3 separate regions of the Homo sapiens genome follow, and all the other regions are linked to region 1. A link is a contact called in ENCODE Hi-C or POLR2A ChIA-PET data. All regions are on one chromosome and are shown on one strand. The core of a region is the stretch at or near the end of the contact, and the rest is flanking DNA. Distances in the headings are between cores, read along the strand shown. Region 1 overlaps GDPD5 (glycerophosphodiester phosphodiesterase domain containing 5). Region 2 holds the start of ARRB1 (arrestin beta 1). Region 3 holds the start of RPS3 (ribosomal protein S3).

Region 1 (3,974 bases), core at 966-3,465:
GCCAGTCCGTTGATACCTTCTAGGTGTCTCTGGAATGCCTCCCCAGCCTGCATCCCTGTGTATACCTCCTCACTCCCCACATAGACACCTGAGGCCTCACTGGCCCTCCCACCTCCACCTGAGGGCCCTCAGCATCCTCCACAATTTGACCACAGTGTTCCTCACACAGCCCGAGCCTGGCTCAGGCCCCCGCTGCCCAGGATGAAGCCTAGACTCCTTAATACAGCTTCAGGCTCAGGCCCACTGAGCAGCACCCTTCCCCGTCCCTGCACCTGAGCCGGTGGACTGAATTCCTTTCAGTTCCTGAACACAAGACACTCTCTTGTGCACACAGTTCCCCCTACCCTGAACACTTCCCTGGTCTGTGGAGATGGGGCCGATACTCCCAGAGGCCAGCTCGGGCAAGCCTTCCCTGCCCCCAGGGTTTCCCCAGGCCTCCAAAATGATCGACCTGGGTGGTCCAGGTGTGTCTGATCTTGTCTGTTCCCCCACAAGCCTGGGGGCCGGCCCTTCAAGGGAGGGGAAAACCAGGTCTGATATACTTATGACCCCAGAGCAGGTAGCAGGACAGGTTTGTTGATTGAATAAGTAATCAGGGCACCCCAGACAAGACTGTTTGGTGTGGAACAGATGAGAAGGCACAGGCCTGGGGGTGTGAGTGGGGTCAGTGCAGGCTGTGCCCTCAGCCCCTTGGCCTGAATAACTCCCTTGCTCTTCCTGGAGGAAATCAATTAAGATTATAGCAGCCTTCAAAAGGTAAATGTACTACAGAAGTGCAAGAATCGGCTATGGTAGTCTGTCTCTTTCAATGTCTCTGGCTGGGAAGTTCCTCCAGGCATCTGACCTATATCCCTCTCTATAGAGAAGCTGGTTTTGACACTGCCTTTTGCAGACACAGTCTTCAGGGGACCCTGTGGGGATGGCCTGAGAACAGTCTTCTGTCCTACCAAGTCCTTAATTGGCAGTATTAGAGTAATGAGTCACAGACAACAACCAATTAATTATCCCCAGTTATAAAAAGCTCTACTTCCCCTTCCTGGCTGTTGAGTGAGCCTGGCCTCCTGCTGCCAGGCTCCTCCACTCCTCAGAACTGGGGGCAAGAGAAGAGGCCATTTCACCTCTCTGGTCCTTGGTTTCCTGCTTCTTTATTTGTTAAGCGTGTATCCTGGGGGACTGGGGGGCAAAGGCTTGGAAGAGGTGGGAATGTGTCAGGCTGGGGGGCAGGAAGGAGGGAGACCAGCGTGGATGGAGAGGAAGGGGCCCTTCCCAGGCTCTCTCCACGCACCCTCTCCACTCCCAGGATCCACTTCAGGGCCCAGGGCTGGATCATAACCAGGGAAACACTGAGGATTCCAAGCCTGGCATTCAAGGCCACTCCCCATCTTGTCCCAAATGCTCCTGGTCCAGTGCTCTTTCTCCTCCATCAGGCAACTTCCCAAGTCCCCTTGCCTTTCTTCTTCCAGCAAACTCTCACTTAAACCCACATCTTCAACACACGCTATCTTCCCTAGTCTCCAGCAGTTTAGGCTGCAAATCTATCATCAGCCTGTGTGACTGATTTCTCCATCTGTAAAATGGGCACACAATTAAACATGGCCCATGGAGATGTTACAACAATGACTAGGGCAATGCATGTAAACTGTTTGCTCCCTGCATACAGTAGGTACTCAATAAATGTTAACAGATACTATTACTTTCATACTTCATTTTCCAGCCTGAGAATGAGAATAAAATGCCTCGTGACTCTCCCACCTTTCAGCCCATTTCACAGATGAGACTCAGGGAGATCGGGTTTCACAGGAGTTGAACCCAGGCTTCTCTGAGTTGGGAGATACAGGGGGAGAATCCCCCCTGGGGCGGGGGTGGTGAGAATAAGGAGACAAACCAGGCTCACTGGAAGAGCCGTCTCCACCACCCCTCAACTCAGGCAGCTCTCCTCTCCCTACCAGCCCCCGCAGAGCTTACGCAAGACCTCTATTTGTTCAGCGAAATTTCTGGAGCCCCTACCCTGCACCAGCCCTGTCTTTGAGACACTAGGTCGCTATTCCTTCGTTGTGAGAGTCCAGCCCCACCGCTGCCCTCACCCAGCTGCCTCAGGAAGGAATAGAGAGAGAAAAGAGAAATGGGGAGAGAGAGAAAGGATGAGGGGCAGAGGCTGGGAACCAGGAAGTAGGAGGAGACAGGGGGCGGAGCGAAGTGAGCGACTGCAGGGAGAAAGGGGCGGGGGAGCAGAGGATGCTCATCTTCAGCTGTGAGTTTGGGGTCACCTGAGGTGAGCTCAGCCCTTTCTGCAGAGGCGCTGCCACCCAGAGCTGCTGTAAAGCCCTATACCCTCTCCTAGCCTAGCTCATGGCCCCCTGCTGCCCCTCCAGCCTTGGCCCCAGACCCCTGCCTCAGATTGGTGACCCAGACCCTAGCCTTGCAGGGCACATTCTGTTCTGGTTCTCAGTCAGCTCAAAACCAGCCTCAGCCCACTTCCTCCACTCTGGGCCCTGTGCTGGCTGCAGCCAAGATCATCACTTCCTGACTCCATGCCTATGACTGGCTGGCCTTGGGCCCACCAAGGAGATGAGACTTCTGGGAGATACGCCTTCCCCAGCATCTGCCCTGATGGCCAAGGGGCTTCCTGCCTGGGAGCTCAGCCATCCTTCTTCTCACCTTAGCCTCAGCTGTCTCCCCACCCCATTCACACCAGTGGCTGCTGGACCTCCATTGCCCAGGTCCAGATCCAGAACAAAGTGTGGAGCACGGTAGAGTGGTCACGGGATTCTGAAGCCAAGATCACAACCTATCTCCCATTTCAGAGATGGAGAGGCTGAGGCTTGGGCATCTGGAAGGACCTGTCTCAATGGCTAGTCATAGCTGGCACTGTGCCAGTCACGTTACAGCCCTCATCACATGTCATGGCCCAGCGGCAACTTGAGAGGGGTGTGTCTCCCCTCCAGTTCACCGTTGAGGGAGCTCACAGGCAACTAGATTCAAGTAGAGGATGCACCACCAAAACCTGAATCCATCTGACTCCAGAGCCCACGGTCTGTACCCCTCCACATAAGAGGGAAAGCTGTGACATATGGTATCTCAGAGGGCTTCCCAGCAGGGGCCTGGAGTGGAGAGACCGGGGCTCTAGTATTGGCGTTGCCAGGGGCCTGCCCTGTGGCCTTGGGCAGGCCCTTCCCTCTCCTTTGCCTCAGTTTGGCCACTTGGCTCCTCTGTGGCCGGGAGTGGGGAGATGGCAATGAATCAGGCCTGGTGCCCACCCTGGCAGTTCCTGCTTTTCACTATTTGGAGGTGACGAACCCAGGCTCCTCAGTCTAGGGCTCTATCCGTCATCAGCACAGGCAGAGGAGGGCAGACAGGTGGATAAGCTTCCCCGACCTCCCCAGACAGACAGCCAGGCCTACTGGGCCTCTGACATCAGCGGCAGCCACCGCTCCCCATCCCCCACCCCGGCCCACACCCTGCCACCCCCTGGCCACTCCAGCCTCTTCTGGGGCTGGCTGAATTTAGAGGCTGGCTTCTTTGTTCAGACAAGCAGGAAGGAGGAGGAAAGTTGTTCTCCAGACAGTAAAGCTTTTAGATAAACACCACACAGGAATTGGGTTCCTTCAGAGAAGAAACTAGATCCACTGGCTGACAGCGCCCCAGGGACAGGAGTGCAGCTTAGGTCTGGCCTGGGAAGCCCAGCACTGAAGGAGGCTTTCTTTATCCGGCTGTGCACCTGCTGCCAGCTCTGGCAAGCCTGTGGCTCAGGTGACTGAGCCCCGGTGCCAGACCGTGGCCCTGCCAGCTCCCAGGCTCCAGGATGGCCAGGCCCATCTCCTCACCCTCTCCTCCAGCACCTGCCTGTTTGCCTGCCTGCCTGCCTGTCAAGATCTGCCAGGAAGCTGAGAACTTCTGCTCACCTTGGGGTGACCCTTCCCTTCTAGAGGAGCCCAACCTCAACAATGTCAGAGGAGAGTTAACAACTTGTCAAC
Region 2 (3,974 bases), core at 724-3,223, 120 kb before region 1:
TTAATTTCAGGGCAGATGGATGTGGCTGGGGAAGGAGTCACATACCTTCCTACTGAGGACAGAGGCCTAGGTCACAGTGCTGGCCAGCCAGCTGCAATGGGGACTAGCCATCAAGGTTCATGCAGACACAGCATGATCTTCTGCCGTCCCCCCCAAAGCCTGGGCCTCCAGCACAGAGCAGGGCTCCCCTCCCTGGCCCATGAGGGGCCTGGCAGTGCCCTAGGGCCATCCACAGAGACATGACCAAGTGGACTCCAGCCTCCGCCCTGCCTCTGGCCCCTTTTGACCTTAGGCAAATCACATGGCCTCTAGCCCTCTGGTTCCTCTGCTAGAAAACAGGAAGAGGAAAATTAACCTCCTGGAAGAGCTGTCAGGAGGATGGCTGGAAAGTAGTTTCTAAACATTAAGAGCCTGAGTTGCCTCTGAGCCTGTTTCCTCCTCTAGAAAATGGAAATAATCTCTGCAAGCCCTTTCTCACACTGTGGAGAGAGAGTCTTAGATGGCAGTGGGTGAGAAATAGCTTTGTCAGTGGCCCTGAAAGGTGGTGCCCACCGGGGTGGTGTCTCTCTAGTCTGTTAGCTCCTTCAGGGGAGGAGTGGGCCTTGCGCATCTTTGATCCCCCACACTACGCCTAGTATACAGCAAGAGCTTAATAATAAATGGAAACGAGGAGAGGGGAGGGGAGGAAAGGAAGGAGGCAGAAGTCGGACACAAGAATAGAAGAGAAAGACAGAAAACAATGAGAAAGAGGGGGAGCCCAGGGAGAGGCTGCTGTGCCCACTTAGGGGGTGGGGAGGGCAACGGGGAAAATAGGGTGGCAACGCTGAGCCCCTGACCAGCGCTGGTCCTGTCTGAAGGGCTGCCCCCAGGGGCTGTCCTGCTCCAGCCCCCTCCTCCTTTTGTCCCAGTTTCCCCTTTCAGAGGCAGAGACTGTTTCTGAGTATTTCAGGACAGGTTCTAGGAGAACGGGAGGGGTTCTCCCAGCCCTAGGTTCAAAACAGCCCCTGGCCAGCCACTCCTCAGGAGGTCAGAGGGAAAGGGAACAGAGTAGATGGATGGGATCTATTTGGATGAAATGCGATCTGTTTTCCCCAGGCTGGGGGTGGCGGGGGGCGCTCTACCCTGTGTGATGTGTGTGTTTCCACTTCTGGCCATGTGGGGCCTGAAGCGTGTGTGTCAGCGGGCCTTGGGCTAGCAGCTCGTGCCTGTGGGGTGCCAGTCTTTGAGGGCATCAGTCTGATTGTGTCTGTGGGGGTCAGTGTTGGTGTGGCCTTGCGCTCCGCTGTGTTGGTGAGACATGCCAGCACAAGTGTGTGTGCCAGTGAGGGTGATGTGTGTGCCAGCAAGAGTGTTTGCTACAGCGAGTGCAGGTGACAGTGTGCGTATCAGTGTATGCCCACACGTGTGTGCCAGCACGAGGGTGTGCTAGAATTGGTGTGTGTTGGATTGTGAGCTGTGCATGCCAACAAGGCTGTCAGCAAGAATGTGTTGACCGAGGCGTGTATGACGGCGTGCCACTGCGTGTGATGAGCGTGTGCTAGCGGTTGCCAGTGTGTGCGCCAGCATGCCTGTGCCACGGGTTAGTGTGCCCGTGCGTGTATTGTGTGTCAACCTGCCCCCGTGCGTCTCTGCGGCTGCCGGCCAATGCTGGGTGTCAGCGAGCTGTGTGTCCGGGCCAGGAGCTGCGGCCCACATGGGGCGGCCCGGCCCTCGCCCTTTGGGTCCCCCCGCCCACGGCCCTGCCGGGGAGACCACACAGGAGACCTCGGGTGGAGGAGAGCTGGTACTAGATCCCGCGGTGGCCGCGAACGCAGAACCAGGACGCAATCGGAGCCCCCGCCCGTGTCCTCGCCGAGGTCGCCCCCACGCGCCCCCCGCCGGGCGGCCGCCCTGCACTCACCGGGTCCCTTTGTCGCCCATGGTCCGCGACGGTCGCAGGGAGGTCCGCGGCGTCAGCGCCCAGGCTGGAAAATCCCCAGCCAGCAGGAGGAGCGCGGGCCAGCCCGCTCCCGGCTCCCTGCTCCGCCTCCTCCGCTCTCCCGGCCGCCGCCGCCGCCCCCGCCCCCGGTCCCCGCCCGCCGCCCGCCGCGTCGAGCAGCGCAGCGCCCGGGCCGCGGCCAGGGGCGTGGAACCGCGCGGGGTGTGTGCGTGTGTGTATGTGTGTGTGTGTGCGCGTCTGCGTGTGCGCGCGCCGCCCAGCGAGGCAGGGCAGCGCGGCGGGACGCGTCAGGGCCCCAAGGTCGGCGTTTGTGGTGGGGGAGGGGGTCCACCCGCGTGCGAGTCCGTGTGAGAGTGTGTGTGTGTGTGTGTGGTGGTGGTGGTGGTGGTGTGGTGTATGTGAGGGCGCACGGCTGTGTGCGGGCCCTATTAGGGAGTGTATTGGTGTGGATGGAGGAGTGTGCACGTCTTTGTGCAGTTGTGCGTGTGTGCGCACGGCCGTGGGTGCGAGCGCGCTCTCCCGCGCATGCCGGGGCAGCCTTTGTGTGTGCGGGTGGTTGGAAGCCGAGGGTCTGGCGACCCCGAGGCCGCGCTCCCTGCGGCCCCTCGCTTAGCTGGAGACCCCGGGATGCCTGGCAAGGCCTTCGCCCTGTGCTCCACCCTTCCCCATTCCACCCACCCCACCCCCTTCTACTGGAGAGATAACACCCAGCCACACAACAGGGACAGGAAGAAGGGGCGGAGGGGGCAGTAGACGGCCTTGACACTGGGGAACTGAGCGGAGACCCGCGGCCAGCAGGGGCTGCAGGAGGCCGCCCAGGAAGAGGAAGCTGTGAGAAGTGAGAAGAGGCGATAAAGGAAGAGGGCAGAGCTGGCCCGCTGCTGTGACCGGGTAGCACCGTGGAAAGCGCCCATGCCCAGCTCCATGGCTCGCTGTGGGTGACCCTGTGCACTAAGCTTCTGAGAACCCATGTCCGGACCTGTAAAGTGAGGATACACTAATATCAGCCTGCAGAATTGTTAATAGGTTGAAAGAACTCGCTTGTGTTTGCTGGCCTCCCCTGAGCGCCTGCATACAGTAGGTGCCCAGTAGATGTTAGCCCACTTCTCTGCAGGCTTCTTGATGTCCTGTGAAATCTTGGCTGGGACCCTGCTTTGTCTGAGGTGCCTTCCTGCTTTGCAGGTAGTGGGAAACGGTAAGGTCTTTACCACACCCTCACTACTGAGATTTGGCTAATTATCCCGGATAGGTCCCTGATATCTAAGTATTAAGGGGAAAGTAAGCTATCATTTACTCTGATGCTGTTGTGAGTATGTAAACATCTCCTGTAATTATGCTCAGAAGCAGTTACCTATACTGTTTATATGCAGTATAATTACTATAATTATGTCCAGATTTGGCAGAGGGGCAGGGGGAGGCTGATGGGTAGGCAGGGTGGCCCACCTCTGGGCAATGTTAGGAGCTAGAGAGTATGGATGAAAGCCCAGAACCCTCCTCCCAGTCTTGGCCTCTGGGTTTCACCCTCTACAGAGGAAGAAGAGGAAGCCACCTGTTGTTTCTGCAGGGCTCAGAGATCTGGAAAGGAGCAGACTAGAATCTTCTTTGATGACAGGAGATCCCTAACCAGGATGGTGAAGCCAGGTCCTGCCACTCTCCACATCAGTTTCCCCACCTGTAAAACAGGTTTGACCAAACCATAAGATCTCCAATGGATCTCTCCATGCTGATGCCCAAAACATCTAAATATATTTATTTATTTTATTTATTTTTGAGACGAAGTCTTGCTCTGCCACCCAGGCTGGAGTACAATGGAATGATCTTGGCTCACTGCAACCTCTGCCTCCTGGGTTCAAGAAATTCTGCCACCTCAGCCTCCCCAGTAGCTGGAATTACAGCCACTGCCATCATGCCCAGCTAATTTTTGTATTTTTGTAGAGATAGGGATTCACCATGTTGGCCAGGCTGGTCTCGAACTCCTGACCTTAGGTGATCCACCCACCTTGGCCTCCCAAAGTGCTGGGATTACAGGCGTGAG
Region 3 (3,974 bases), core at 830-3,329, 76 kb before region 1:
CTGACTTTTAAATGAAGAAAACTATTCAAACTTAAAATAAAACTGTTGGCTGGGTGCGGTGGCTCACGCCTGTAATCCCAGCACTTTTGGAGGCCGAGGTGGGCGGATCACAAGGTTAGGAGTTCAAGACAAGCCTGGCCAACATAGTGAAACCCTATCTCTACTAAAAATATGAAAATTAGCTGGACATGGCGGTGCTTGCCTGTAGTCCCAGCTACTCAGGAGGCTGAGGCAGGAGAATCGCTTGAACCCGGGAGGTGGAGGTTACGGTGAGCGGCGATCGCACCACTGCACTCCAGCTTAGGCAACAGAGTAAGACTTCGTCTCAAAAATAAATAAATAAATAAAATAAAACTGTTATTGAAGTGTTTAGGGGTAAAGTTTACCAATGTCTGCAACTTACTTTGAAATGCCTCAAAAGATGTATTGGTGGGTGGCTACAGGGATGAGTAGATCCACGATAAAGCAACAGCAAAATATTAATTGTAGCATCATTCTCAATTCCCCCTCAGCTTGGTGATGCATACACGTACAGTTTTTTCAACTGTTCTGTAAGCTTCATTAAAAAATGAAGGGACATTTTTAATTTTTTATTTTTTTTAGACTGAGTCTCACTCTGTTGCCCGGGCTGAGTGCAGTGGCACAATCACGGCTCACTGCAGCCTAGACCTCCTGTACTCAAGCAATCCTCTCACATCTCCCTCCAGAGTAGCTGGGACTACAGGCACACACCACCACACCTGGATAATTTTCTTTTTTCACTTTTCATAGAGATGAGGGTGTCTCATTCTGTTGCCCAGACTGGTCTCAAACTTCTGGCCTCAAGCTATCCACTTGCCTTGGCCTCCCAAAGTGCTAAGATTACAGGCCTGAGCCACTGCACCTGGCTAGAATTTTTTTTAATTGAAAAAGAAGGCCAGGCACGGTGGCTCATGCCTGTAATCCCAGCACTCTGGGAGGCTAAGGCAGGTGGATCACTTGAGGTCAGGAGTTCAAGACCAGCCTGGCCAACATAGTGAAACTTCATCTCTACTAAAAATACAAAAATTAGCTGGGTGTGGTGGTGTGCACCTGTAATCCCAGCTACTCAGGAGGCCAAGGCAGAAGAATCACTTGAACCTGGGAAGTGGAGGTTGCAGGGAGCTGAGATCGTACTACTGCACTCCAGCTTGGGCAACCGGAGAGAAAAGAAAGAAAGGAGAGAAAGAGAGAGAGAAAGAGAGAGGAAGGAAGGAAGGAAGGAAGGAAGGGCGGGCCCATGGGACCTTCTGGGACTTCTGTTACAAATTGTAATGGACTTGATGAAAGTAAGGTGGGGTAAATGAGAACAACATAAAGGACACAGAACGCAGTCCCTAGGACACTTAGTAAGTATCAGGTTTTATTATTATCATTTGGAATGGAGGAAATGGGTACAGACTGGGGGACATGAGTTGTTTTGTTTGTTTGTTTGTTTGTTTGTTTGAGACAGAGTCTCACTCTGTGGTCCAGGCTAGAGTGCAGTGGTAGGATCTTGGCCCACTGCAACCTCCATCTCCCAGGTCCAAGCAATCCTCCCACCTCAGCCTCCCGAGTAGCTGGGATTACAGGTGCCCGACACCACTCCCAGCTAATTTTTCTATTTTTAGTAGAGACGGGGTTTCACCATGTTCGCCAGGCTAATCTCGAACTCCTGACCTCAAGTAATCCGCCCGCCTTGGCCTCCCAAAGAGGAGTCTTAAATGAGTTTCACTGAGGGATTTCAGCAGATTTTCATTACAGTGTCCACCCTGAAAGTGTAGGGGCCAGAGTTCCACGCTGGTTAATCTCTCTTGCTGTGTGAACTTATACCTGTAATTTCCACCTCTGCACCTCACATTGCTTGTTTTGAAACTATGAGAATTGAACTCTAAGGTCCCCTGAAGTTTAGAAGTCCTGCTGGATGAAGCCCCTTTCCTGTTCCTGCCTACATTCTTCTTTCCCTGGACGCCTTACTTACGTAAAAACTACATTTCCCATGAGCACCCACAGGCGTGCACGCAGCGCAGCCCTCCGTCGTCGCTCGCGCCCTTTATACTCACTTCCGCCCGCGAGCCACTTCCTTTCCTTTCAGCGGAGCGCGGCGGCAAGATGGCAGTGCAAATATCCAAGAAGAGGAAGGTGAGCCTCTGGGGACTGGGTTCGGAGAACGACGGCGCCGCGCGGGTCGAGGGCTTCTCGGGGTGCCACCGCGAGGCCTGCAGCTCCGTGGCCTGCCCTGGAAGCGGCCTAGGCTTCCTGGCGTTCCTGCGGGCCGCGGATGGCGGTGGATTGAGTGAGAGGCCCCAGCCAGGAGGGCGCTGTGTGGCCGGGTTCCAAGTGAAGCGCAGAGAGATGGGCACCAGGCGCCCCTTCTGTCCCGGAGAAGGCGTTTGTGAGCATTTGTCGGTCAACGGAATTAGTAAACGTGGTATTTTGAGGGCGTGTGTCATTTCCCTCATGTCTTATCCCGTGGTTTTGGGAAGAGAAGGCAGCAGTGTATTCTTGCCTTAACTGGTCGTTTCTGGGTACAGTCCGCTGGCCCCAGGACCTCAACTTGAAGGGTTGCTGACGGTTGCTTGCTCCGTCTGGGGACCCCGGGAGGAAGCTGCCTCGGATTTAACGCCTTGTCATTACATGGGATAGAACTGTGTAAAAATCATTAGCTTTAAAAATAGACAGTTTGTCATTTCGTATATACACTTCGATGTCAAAATTAAATCCACAACTTCTCGAGAGTTAGGATTTGCCAGCTCTGTTGGTACCGTAAAGCCAAATAACATGGCTGGGATTCTTTAGACGGTGCAGGTTGTGTCTACAAGTGAGAGAGCTTATATGTTAAGTCTACTATCTATTCCTTAACAGTGACAAGTACAGTGTCTTTGCTGTGCTGAATGAAGTGTAAATAGGCCATTAGAGCAGTTTCTTGTTTTGCATGTGGAACTGTTTTAAACCCTTCGATGAAGAGATGATGACGAGTCTGACTTGGGGATGTTCTCTTTGCCCAGGTGGCCTACTCTGTGCTGCGTTCTGTGGCACAGTTTAAAGAGCCCTGGTTGAAGTAATTTCCTAAAGATGACTTAGAGGCATTTGTCTGAGAAGGGTTGCTGCACTCCTGTTGGAACAAGGGTTTGGAACCATTGGTTGGAGGTATTTAGTTTTGGTGAGGGATGCATTGACTAATAAGACTAGACTGGCTCAGGCGAAAGTGAGCCTACACCGATCTCCTAATTTTGAACTTTGCTTTGTTTGGATTAGTTTGTCGCTGATGGCATCTTCAAAGCTGAACTGAATGAGTTTCTTACTCGGGAGCTGGCTGAAGATGGCTACTCTGGAGTTGAGGTGCGAGTTACACCAACCAGGACAGAAATCATTATCTTAGCCACCAGGTAAAACTCATTTGACTGGCCATCACCTATAATTGTTATAAATGCTAAGTTGGTTTATTTATTTATTTATTTTTTTGAGACGGAGTCTTGCTCTGTCCCCAAAGCTGGAGTGCAGTGGCGCGATCTCGGCTCACTGCAAGCTCCGCCTCCCGGGTTCACGCCATTCTCCTGCGTCAGCCTCCCGAGTAGCTGGGACTATAGGCGCCCGCCACCATACCTTGCTAATTTTTTGTGTTTTTAGTAGAGTTGGGGTTTCACCGTGTTAGCCAGGACGGTCTGGATCTCCTGACCTCGTGATCCGCCTGCCTCAGCCTCCCAAAGTGCTGGGATTACAGGCGTGAGCCACCGCGCCCGGCAGGTTTATCCTTTATGAACTTAAGGGGACAGACGGAACAGTGAATCTGGGCTTAGTGAATGTAATTGCTTCTTAAAAGCTAGATTTTAAGGCCAGGCGTAGGATCACTTAAGCTCAGGAATTCAAGATCAGCCGGGGCAACATGGGGAAACCCCCGCTCTACAAAAAATAAAAAAGGGTGTGGTGGTGCATGCATGTGGTCCCACCTATTCCAGAGGCTGAAGCAGGCGATG

The links. A loop is a pair of places that touch in the nucleus more often than their neighbours do. ChIA-PET counts read pairs that join two places held with the same protein, here RNA polymerase II (POLR2A). Pooled maps may share reads with other maps.
Region 2: a loop to region 1 is called in a pooled map, with 2.3 times the contacts of the local background. The contact joins the promoter of ARRB1 here to the enhancer-like site in region 1. A Hi-C loop is called at or near these places in 2 of 50 pooled maps.
Region 3: a pooled map shows a loop between it and region 1 (2.9-fold over the local background). The contact joins the promoter of RPS3 here to the enhancer-like site in region 1. A Hi-C loop is called at or near these places in 3 of 50 pooled maps. POLR2A ChIA-PET finds 5 or more read pairs at or near these places in 7 of 52 experiments (H1, K562, activated CD4-positive, alpha-beta T cell and 3 more).

The regions. Positions count from the first base shown.
Region 1 is chr11:75,473,441-75,477,414 of GRCh38, forward strand. The region is part of intron 3 of GDPD5 (glycerophosphodiester phosphodiesterase domain containing 5); the gene reads right to left. Among named protein-coding and RNA genes, the nearest start is that of KLHL35, 42 kb to the left of the region's middle. Within about 2 kb of position 2,216, at least 24 of the 41 ENCODE cell types and tissues checked have a DNase peak (open chromatin) inside an H3K27ac peak, as active enhancers do.
Region 2 is chr11:75,349,688-75,353,661 of GRCh38, forward strand. ARRB1 (arrestin beta 1) reads right to left here and starts at 1,974. Exons shown (of 16, transcript NM_004041.5): 1 at 1,901-1,974. The coding sequence starts at 1,920. RefSeq lists enhancers at 1,115-1,164, 2,227-3,182 and a silencer at 1,715-1,994.
Region 3 is chr11:75,397,439-75,401,412 of GRCh38, forward strand. It overlaps RPS3 (ribosomal protein S3), which reads left to right and starts at 2,080. Exons shown (of 7, transcript NM_001005.5): 1 at 2,080-2,139; 2 at 3,256-3,386. The coding sequence starts at 2,110. SNORD15A (small nucleolar RNA, C/D box 15A) reads left to right here and starts at 2,953; the gene lies at 2,953-3,100. RefSeq lists enhancers at 2,057-2,416, 2,643-3,506.